2 separate regions of the Mus musculus genome follow, and region 2 is linked to region 1. A link is a contact called in ENCODE Hi-C data. All regions are on one chromosome and are shown on one strand. Each heading gives the region's core, a stretch centred on a gene start or an enhancer-like site at or near the end of the contact. The rest is flanking DNA. Distances are from core to core; before and after follow the strand shown.

What was found. A loop is a pair of places that touch in the nucleus more often than their neighbours do.
Region 2: a loop to region 1 is called in a map of left cerebral cortex, with 2.5 times the contacts of the local background. The contact joins the promoter of Cacna1e here to the enhancer-like site in region 1. A Hi-C loop is called at or near these places in 1 of 37 maps with a recorded cell type or tissue (left cerebral cortex).

The regions. Positions count from the first base shown.
Region 1 is chr1:154,496,804-154,501,974 of GRCm38, reverse strand. The region is part of intron 7 of Cacna1e (calcium channel, voltage-dependent, R type, alpha 1E subunit); the gene reads left to right. Among named protein-coding and RNA genes, the nearest start is that of Cacna1e, 230 kb to the left of the region's middle. Within about 2 kb of position 1,319, at least 1 of the 3 ENCODE cell types and tissues checked has a DNase peak (open chromatin) inside an H3K27ac peak, as active enhancers do; it is left cerebral cortex, where a contact is called at or near this core.
Region 2 is chr1:154,723,562-154,728,775 of GRCm38, reverse strand. It overlaps Cacna1e (calcium channel, voltage-dependent, R type, alpha 1E subunit), which reads left to right and starts at 2,856. Exons shown (of 47, transcript NM_009782.3): 1 at 2,856-3,125. The coding sequence starts at 2,857.

The DNA of each region.
Region 1 (5,171 bases), core at 70-2,569:
CAGAGTCTTTCATCACTGTACTTCAATACTACCAACATCAACTTTTAGATTAAAGAGCAAAACAGGAAACAAATTTCCACTCATTCATTATCCCCACTTCAGGTAAATAGCCTGGCCTTCTTTCCCTGTATCTACAAAATAAAAAGACTTCAGATTAGAAGGTAAAGCAAAAAATGTTATCCTTTCTTTGAGTTCCTATGGCATCTGCCTCTTTGAATCTCCATGATTAAAAGGCTATGAGAGCGTGGAGCTTGGCAAGCTAAACAAATGCACAGGTCAGCTTCCATGTGTTGTAAACTATGGGCTGACAAGCCAGTGGTCCTCTCTTTGCTTTAGCTTTTCTGGATATGAAAGTTGGGCTAGGGCAGATAATTTTGTAGGTTGTGGCTGCAAGATATCCTGATGTGAGAGATCTGTGGTCTTTCCTTTATTGTTGTGGATATAGAGCGGAGGAGCAGAGGCTGGAGATTTCATTTCATAGAATGCCATTTATTTTCCATAACCAATTTGAAGAAGAATCACTGCTCTTAGGAGGCCCCCACTAAAGTGCCTAGTTTGGAGTGTGGATAACACTGCGTGTCTGAGCATTTGCATCGGAACACTCACCCTGATTATGAGAGTCAACAATGGATGGGATCTTGAAGGCCAGGTTCTGTTTTAGCCATCTTTTATTGACAACCTAAGTCTCCTTAAATCCTTCCTGGAACAAGTCAAGGGCCAAGACATAAATAACTGTAATGTTACTGAACTGTGTGACCTTCAGCAAAGTGTTTGCCTGCTCTGGGGCTGTGTTTGCTTCTCTGGAAAGTGGGAGGAAAAGTTCCCCAGGTTCATAACATTGAACACCGAAAACATAGCGGTGAACAGTCTTGCCCTGGATCACCCCAGTCTCCTTTCCAACAGAACCACGGTGAAAGCAAGAGCTCCCACACAGCCGCTGACTTCGCTGATTTCTGTGTTTGCTTCAGAATACTTAAGCCTGACAATGTTTTTTTTCTTGGTACCTAACCTAAATCCCTCCTTCCAGAAGCAAGGATCATAGAAGGATATTGGCAAGGTTCCCTTGTGGGTAGCAAAGCCTTCTGAAATGATGAACTCTGAAGATTGATAGGAATGTGATCGGGTGGCATTTGTGTGCACTGTAAAGTCCCTCCCCTTCCCCCCACCTCCTCACCCCTGCCACGCATATACTTCAGAGTGCTGGTGGTATGAGCATGTGAATCTATGCCAATGTGTGTGTGATGAAGCATGCAAGTGTGTACAGGAGTGTGGGTAAACAGATCTTTGAGTCATACAGGCCAGTCCATCCTGGCAGGCTTTGTCTTCCTTTCTGGTTGCCATGACAGCAGCAAGAGCCTCTGCATCAGTAAACAAAGCTCCCTGGATGCACTGAATCAGGAGCAGTGCTCTGGAACTAGGGGATAAGCCAAGAGCTGGTAGTCTTTCCCCAGAGGGTTTTACAACAGTTCTTCCTAAATATTTTGTCAGTAGATGAGCCAAGCAACTCCCTTTCGTTTATGTTGGGGTAGGAGGTAAGGCAGCATGGCCCAGAGCAAGGCTTTAGTGACCCTCACTTCAGGTCCCTAGGATTCAGCAAACAAGATGATACATCCTAGATTTGTGCTTGACCAAAGCTCCTCTTGTCATTACCTCATGGGCTAACACCAGCTACAGAGATCAACTGAGATGTGAATTATCTGTGACAACAGCTCCTTTATAGCTTGATAAATTCACAAAGTAGAAATCAATTTTCATATTAATATAAGCATGATTTGGAAGTGAAATCTGTCTTCTCTCCTTTTATCCCTCCAGGCATATATGATACATGCTTGGGGCATCCTTCCTTTGTTTGAGATTATTCATGTGATATTTCTACTTTCTACTTTATTTTATTGTGAAAATATAGAATTGGCTGCATATAGGAGTTGATTTTAACAATTTATGGCTCCCGTGGAAACTACTGGAAAACAAACGCAGCCACAAATATAAATCCAATAACAAAAATGAAATAAGCCCTCTACCACAGTATTCAAAAACCAAGTTTCTTACATCCAATAACTGAAATTTAGGAACTCGAACTTAGCATACACATGCAGAGACCAAAATGGAGAGTCAGCCAGATCCAACTCCAGCTCACCTTCTTTCAGGATTCTGTGTCTTGAGGGGACCTGTAAGTGATCCTCACAGGGGATCAGAATGGGAAGAGGGGCAACCCCATACTATGAATGGCAAGAGTAAGAAAAGGCCAATGAAGGCCAATTCAGGTGTGTTTGTGATTGTCCTATCTCTTTACAGGTCACTGTTCCTAGAGAAGACTTGTTCTAGCTTTGCTTGGGAACACAGAGTTTTAATGAGATAATCTCTCAATGGACAAGTCCTCACCAATTAGCCTAGACCAGTGGTTCTCAACTTTCCTAATGCTGTGACACTTTAATACAGTTCCTCATGTTGTGGTGACCCTCAACCATAAAATTATATTTGTTGCTACTTTATAACTTTGTTATTTTGTTACTGGCATGAATCATAATGTAAATATCTGATATGTGACTCCCGTGAACGAGTTGTTTGATCCCCAAAGGGTTCACGACCCATAGGTTGAGAACCACTGGTCTAGACTGACTGGCTAGTAACCCCCAAGAATCATTCTTTTTACTGGGATTAGAAGTATGAGCCATTGCACCCAGCTATTCTGTTTGTTTGGCTTTGGTATTATTGTTGTTGTTGTTGTTGTTGTTGTTGTTGGTGGTGGTGGTGGTGGTGGTGGTGGTGGTGGTGATGGTAGTTCTGTAGTTTGGATTCAGGTCCTCTTGCTTGCAAGTCGACACTAAGTCCCCAGCCCTTTGGGTTTCCTTCTAATGTCAGCTCTGACTGATGAGGAAACAGAGAAGTTCCCTCCCTGTTCATTAGCAGCAGATGCCGCCTGGATGCTTTGCTCTGAGAATAGAGCTGGTGGTGCTTCTGCTGCCTCACATGCTCATTTATTTTTGTTCTGGTTTGGAATTCCAAAGACTAGACACAACACATGGGCACTCCATTACACCACGGATGTAGAAATAGAGGATGGAACTGATTATATACATTCGCATCTTAAACCCAGACATATGTCAGGCCATCTTTCTACTATATGCCAGAACTCTCCCTTTAAAGTTCAGATGTTTTATCTATAGAAACTGGACATCGTGAGATATTAAAAGGGCCACTCTTTGAGGTTACCAAATTCCTCAGGAAATTTAGTGACAGGATCTGGTCTCTACATAAGGTCAAGGCCATGTGTTCTGACTTTGTAACAGCATTATTTGTGTAATCCCTTGAATTCTTATACAGAGGAAACAATACTTAGATTCTTATGGGAAAAGACCACAGAAAGAACATGCTGCCCTTTCTCAGGCCTAGCCACCTAAATGCTTAGGGTCTGATGGACATGTACGATCTAAGGATCGAATGGCTACTTATTTCTGGCAAATAGTGGAGATAATATTATTTACCCCTTTCCCTTGTAAATTCAATATGAATACATGGTAACAATGGCCTGAACACAGGATGGCAAATATAACAGCAGTCTGACTAGTGCTGTGAATTATTTTCTGGGTCTTTTATTAATCCAACATAGGAATTAATTAACCTCTATTCTGTTGTCTCAAATGAAAAGCTCACTAAAAACAAAACAAACTAACGAAACTGTTCTCATATTTCTACATTTCTCAAATTTGAGCTAAAACAAAAATCCAGTCTGTAGATTTTAATCATTGACTTCTCACAGCAAGGGAAGAGGGGGAGACAGCTTAGGCACTGTGGGAACTGTAACTAACCTGAAATGGAAGGTGCTACTTTGAATTCCAACTCTTTCTCTTTGTGATCTTGGGCAAATAGCCTTTCTACACCTTTCAGGGTTTTGTTTACCAGGGTTGTTTGTTTGTTTTACAAATATAACACCCAGAAATGATTTTTAAACAAAAAATATAAGTGTATTATATGAACATTAACTGCAATATTTTATTTTTATACTTTATGGAATCTAATTAAAGAGATGTGTTAAAATTCTCAGCTTCTGTTCATATGTGATGCCATGAAGGCTTTGCCTGGCCTTATGGAGTCTACAGACTAGCAGGCATGCAAATGTGAATAAATAACTTTTGGCACAAAAGTTTGTTCTCTTTTCTAAAAGTATTTTTATGCAGATATTTCGAAATGTAGTTCTGCTTCAATAATTACGAGTTTTTAACTGTTTTCCTCTGTGCACACATGTCACCTGTTCTTGCACCCATGCATGTATGTGAGCGCTGGTGCACATGTAAGTCATGAAGAAGTCAGAGGACAACGTCAGTGTCTGTCTTAGAGAGAAGAGGACAGCAAAGAAGAAGGTGGGGAGAGTCAGGAAATACACAGTTGCCAATGGGCAAACAGAACAGAGTTAAAGCCACTTGATAACTGAACTGCCTTCCCTTTCCTCAGTGCTGCAGCAGCCAGTGAGGGTGGTGATGGGTGTGCATCTTTAAAAAACAAATAAACAAATAAACAAGCAAGCAAGCAAGCAAGCAAGAAAAGGCTTGGTTCTATTTGTGTGGCTCTGGGCCAGTAAGATCCATCCAGGAAACTAGGTAGAAGGGAACCAGACCTAAACTGCAGAGAAAAGGGAAGCCAGCCAGAAAAACAAAGGACCCAGAAACTTTCAAAACATAGAGAGGCCAGACAGGGACTTGCTGGCTAAGCCTGCCCCTAATCAAACCGCACCATGATAATAGAGGCAAAAAGAAGGTGACACGGGATGTGCTATATATATATTAATTCTACAGAAATTGTAGTTAAAAAAACAAAAAAAACAAAAAACCTGGCATCCATGTTCTAGGATTCCAGCAATGCCCCTGGCTCCCTCGAGCTGGTACAGTGATGAAGGTTCTGCCTTACTGAAACTTTTATGACCCACGGCAGAGGAGTCACCTGCTTACTGATGAGCACATTCGATGCTTTGCATTGTTGAACATATCCTGTGAGTGAGGCTTCTTCTAATATGGGAGGATGAATAAAATGGATAACATCTTAACAAAATCTTCCTCTTGTTGGGCATGTGGTCACATGCCTGTGTTTCCTACACTTGAGGGGCAGAAAAGGGTGGGTCAGGAATTCAAGGCTAGCCTTCGCTATATTAGTGAGTTCAAAGCCAGCCCGGGCCA
Region 2 (5,214 bases), core at 1,607-4,106, 230 kb before region 1:
TACTAGATTTTGGCTTACTGGGTAAAGAGACAAGGCAGGAGTCCTTAGTCTTTCTCGGAAGTACTTGTGGAAGGTAAAAGGCTAGTGTGCCCTGTTTAGCAAACAGACACAGAGGCATGATGAGGAAGGTGTTATGTCTCATCCTTGAAGTGAGCTTTAGAGCAGAGCTTGCTAGGCTATACAATCTCGTGGAAGTTATGAAAGACACATCATTTATGTCATCATCCATATGGCTCATTATTTAATCCCCAATGTCTAAAATAGTGTCTGTTGTGGGGAATGTACGCAAATATATTTGCTAAATGAATGGTTTGTATGGCTCCTCTGCTATGGAAGATCAGATTTTTTTTAGTCCCGTGAAGTTTACAGAGCTCTGAGATAGCCACTCTGTCTAGGTGACCATCTAGTGAGACTTCACAGCCACCTTCCTTTACTCTGTCTCCTAATAAGCTCCTCGGCAAAGTGAGATCACAATAACAGGTGGCACTGGCACACTTCCAGCCGAGATTTGATCTGAAATGATCTCCGATGAATCCCAGGGTCAACACTCGCTTCCTGAGGGCAGGGGTGATTGCAAGGCATCCCTGTGTTGAGGCCATTTCTTTGCATTTCTTGTACACAGACCCTTTTCTGTCACACACACCTACACACTCAACATTCTCATACAACAGACATGTATCAGTGCACACACATAGACACTCACAGACACATACAAGTAGGAATACACGTGCCCAACACCCAGACACCACTTTATCTCTTAATCAGTTAATTTCACACACTGCCTTTCAGGCCTGCCGAGGTGGCGCTGCCCTCATGGTGACTTCCAACACTGGGGCTTTGGTTTGCCTTTGCTTACGTCTTCAGCCAGCCCTTGCCCTCAGCGCTTCCTTCGCTTCCGTAGAAAGGTTATGGATACAACTATGTGTTGAAGCCAAGGGTGAACATAAGTCAAGGAAAGTATGTTCCAGACAGTGCAGATGATGGGAGGGGACAGGGATAGACTGTCCACGGAGTCTCCTGTAGGCAAGGACTAGATTGTTAAACACAGAGCTTCTTTCTCTGGACTACATGTCCTCCCTCTGCAGCTCAGACACTTTTTTTTTTAAAATGACATAGGTTTGAGAAGATCAATGGACCTTGGTTGAAAGTAAAAGGTGGTGGTGGGTGGGAAACCCCCTTTGTTAGGATTTTGAGGGCACTTTGCTTAGGCTCTCTGTCTGGGGATTGGAATATCTGGGCCACCTGCCAGGAGGAAAGTGGAACCCAATCTAGAAGGCTGCTTTGTAAGGTCCCTTAGGGTCCATAGGACAGAAGGTCCCAGAGAAGCAGAGGTACTTCTCTATGAGGTCTGTTAAGTGTTGGTTTAGGAAGAGGGCACTCTCTTTGCCCTGGGGATCCCTGTTGATGGTAGTGGAACCTAGGAGATCCAAAGCAGAGGCTACAAGATCCTAGGGTGGGGTGCACAAGTCCCTACTCTCCACTAGAGCAGTGGCGAGCAGAACCCTATGCAGAGTATGGAAAGAGGCACAGCCCTGAGTACCCTTCCTAGGACCAAAGAGAGTGTTCCTGGACAGGTCTTTGATCTGTTGCAGAGAGTCTGCAGGCATCACCAGCTTCAGTGGGCCTCTCTTTTCCATCTCCTGAGGGAACCGCGACTCTTCCTTGGACCCTTGCCTAGGTAGCCTTCAGTCAAACGAATTCACAAGCCAAACCAGCCTCACCACGCTGGACTCTGAGAGCCCCGCCCCCGCGTCTCTCTCGGATCCTTGGCCACCTTGCTGCGCTGCTGCGCTGTGCTCCTCAACCTGCCCTTAAGCATCGTCTCTGCTCTCTGTAGCCAGGAAGGCCGGGAGGAGAAAGAGCTGGTCTTTGGTGAGGAAGTTCGGTATGTGGATTAAGTCCTATGCCCTGCCATCACTAGCTAGGCTGACTGCAACCTGTTCCTCACTGCGACCGCCCGCCCGCTCGCTCGCTCGCTCTCCCACCCTCTTCCCGGCGCAGCCGCGGATCGCTGTTGCATGCTGATCCTGGGAGGCGGCGGCGGCGGCGGCAGCGGCGAGCGCTCTGGGCGGATGCTGGCACTTGGGCTTCGCTGCTCTCTGGTTGCTGCTCAACTTCTACCCCAAAAGCAGGAGCTGTGAAGTCATTTGCCCCTCTCCGGCTGGTTCGACTTCTCATCTTCATTTTTCGGGCGATGCGGTTTACGCAGGAACCTTAGTACCGCTCTCCCCCCCACCTCCATCTCCCTCTCTCCAACCTTTGGATGCATCTCCGCTGGCAGATTTAAAGAGCCAAGTCTTGGCTGTGGAATTTCTTAGATGGACTTGCAGGGGCTGGCGTTCTAAAGCATGTCACCGTAGCTGGCCCTTGTCTTTTTTTCTTTTCATTTTTTTCAAAGTTCTTTTGTTTTCATTTCCTTCTTCCTCTCTACCCCTCACCCCGACCAATAAATCAGCAAACTGTTACCTAGCGGACCAGTGCCTGCCTTTCTCTCAGCCAGGTGGTACGTGTGCCAGAAGAGGAGCTATGTTTGAGGACCGACCTTCTCCACCCCTCTCCGGTCCCTGAACACCACCCCACGCTGGCATTTTGGGGGAAAATATTCCCTCTAGAAGCCCTACCCCCTTCTTCTTCTTCTTCTTCTTTTTTTTTCTTGAGGAATGGAGCTTCGCAGAGGTTGCCTTTAGATTCAACAGTTCAGAGCAGGGCTGAAGAGCCTGCAGGGGTCCCCAGAGGCGGTGGTCCCTGCGCCTGTGTGGATAAGGCTCTGAGCCTGCCTGTGTCTTTTCTGCCTCTTGTTGTGTGCGGGTGTTCGGCGATCACCTTTGTGTGTCTTCTGTCTGTTTAAACTTCAGGATGGCTCGCTTCGGGGAGGCGGTGGTCGTTGGCAGGCCAGGCTCAGGCGATGGAGACTCGGACCAGAGCAGGAACCGACAAGGAACCCCCGTCCCGGCCTCGGGGCCGGCGGCCGCCTACAAGCAGTCAAAAGCGCAGAGGGCGCGGACTATGGCTTTGTACAACCCCATACCAGTCCGGCAGAACTGTTTCACGGTCAACAGATCCCTGTTCATCTTCGGAGAAGATAACATTGTCAGGAAATACGCCAAGAAGCTCATCGATTGGCCATATCCTTTCTTACCCACCATGACTTCCCTCTCCCCCTTTGCATTCCATCGGGTGAGGGGGGGCACCTAGCATGGAATCTATTCCCCACCCCTTCCTGGTGCCAAAATTTGCCCCTTTGCTCAAGTGCACCCTACCTTGTTGCATTCACGGGGCAAGCCTGATGCCCCGGAGACCTATTTGGGCAGTAGTGGTTTTCAAGGTAAGACTTTTGGTTTTGGGGATTATTTTCCATGTGGAAATCTCTAAGTGTACTTAGGTGCCTGGTGTGGAGACATCTGCCTCTTTCTGGGCTTTGTCTGTTTCTTGGCCACCCCCAAAGTCCTAACCCTTTCAGAAGCTGCACTCCATGTGGTTTGGCTTACCTCAAATCTCAAGGATTCTTTCATAATCAGTTCTCTCTTTTCCACCACTTAAGCCAGTCCCTCTGCTCCCATTCCTACCAGCTGGGAAGACACTTGCACTGTCTGCCAGCAGAGAAGTTGAGGTTCTGGGAGGGATTTGCCAGATGAGAAGCTCCAAAGAGTAGACCCATGTATACAAGAAGACAAATGAGTACTTATGAAAAAGGCGTTGGGCTAGGGACTCAGCTAACTCTGGAGACCAACTTTAAGTTCTACTGAAAGTGAATGCCTGTCAGGGGAGATGATCATGTCACCACCAGCCCAAAGAGCTCAAAGTTGGAGTTCTTTCTTCAGGCAAGGAGGTGTGTTCTTCCTTTCTTGGTCCTGGGTTGTTACTCTTGCTTCTTAATGTTTGCCATACCTGGCTGCTCTCCCAGTATACTGAACCATAGATCTACTGGGCCTGAACCCATCAGCTGAGGGTCAGAGGTGTGCAAACAATTTCTCTCTAAAGCCAAGGGTGTTGCTCTTTACAAGGAGTGGGTAGGTCATCTATGGAGGTGATGGTTTGGGAGTAAAAGGCTAGGATGGAAGAAACATCTTTGCAGGTTTTACCAAGCGCACTGAATGCAGGCTGCTGATCAGGCAGCTTCCTGCCTGCTCTGCACTAAGAATTTGCATGCCTGTCAAGGCCATTAGGAGTTGAGGTTGGTAGGGTGTTTCAGGGGATTACAGGAGGCAAGCCAATGTTTTGAGGCTAGATGTGGGGGGTCCTCTTGGGGACAGGGACTTTGGTGCCTCTGGAGACATGGTTCTTGGGAAGAATACACCTGCAAAAGAGACTCCTCCTCTTTGCCCCATGCTCCCTCCCCCAACCCTCCTCTCAGGTGTGCAGCAGTGAGAAAGCTGAGGCTGGGGTGGGGGGGGGATGGGGTTCAAGTATTAGTTTGCAAGGCATCTTGCTTCCCCCCAGGGCCTGAACATCCCCTGCAGCCCCCAACCTCTAGTTTTTGGCCTTCTCTCCCCCACCCCTCCAGTTCCCTGCCTCAGCTGCTTTGGGATTGGCTGGTGCATGGTGCTTCTAGGCAGCAGCACCTCATTAGAAACGAAGCAGCATCTCTAAGCAGTGATGCTTCCTGCTGCTGTTCACATCCTCCCACAGACACCCCCTGGCTGGGTTTCTCCCTTTCTCCTCCTTGTTCTCCAGTTCTCACCTCCCCCTCCCACCTCCACAGAATGATCCGGGCCATAGAGTGCTTGGGTTGAACTATTTAGATAGGGGCTTGGGGCGGGGGAGGGGTCCGGTCCCTGCAGTCATGCCCAGTCAGTGAGCTGCACAAGGCGGACTGATTGCATTGTGTTGCATGCTGCGGCGGGCGGCTGCAAATAACTCCTTGGAGCAGTACTCTACTGGTCTCTCAGGGAAGGTCCCTTCCCTCGACCACCTTCTACAGTTCTTTTAGATTCCCCACCCACCAGGTTCCCCTTTGCTGTGACCTGCTTAGGACACCCCGCCTCCAGACAGCCCCCTTCTCCGTTTGCTTGCAGTAGACAAAGCAGCTTTTCAGTCCCACAGAAGGCAAAGTGTGGTCACAGCCCTCCTTGGCACCTCGGACAGCGCCATCAAAACTCCCTGGCTGGTCCTGAGCTCCCAAGTCACCGGGTGCAGCACACAGGGTACTTCCGGTTAAGCTCAAGCTCCCGGACTGGGACACGAAGCACGTTTCCAACACCAAAGCCTTTTCCT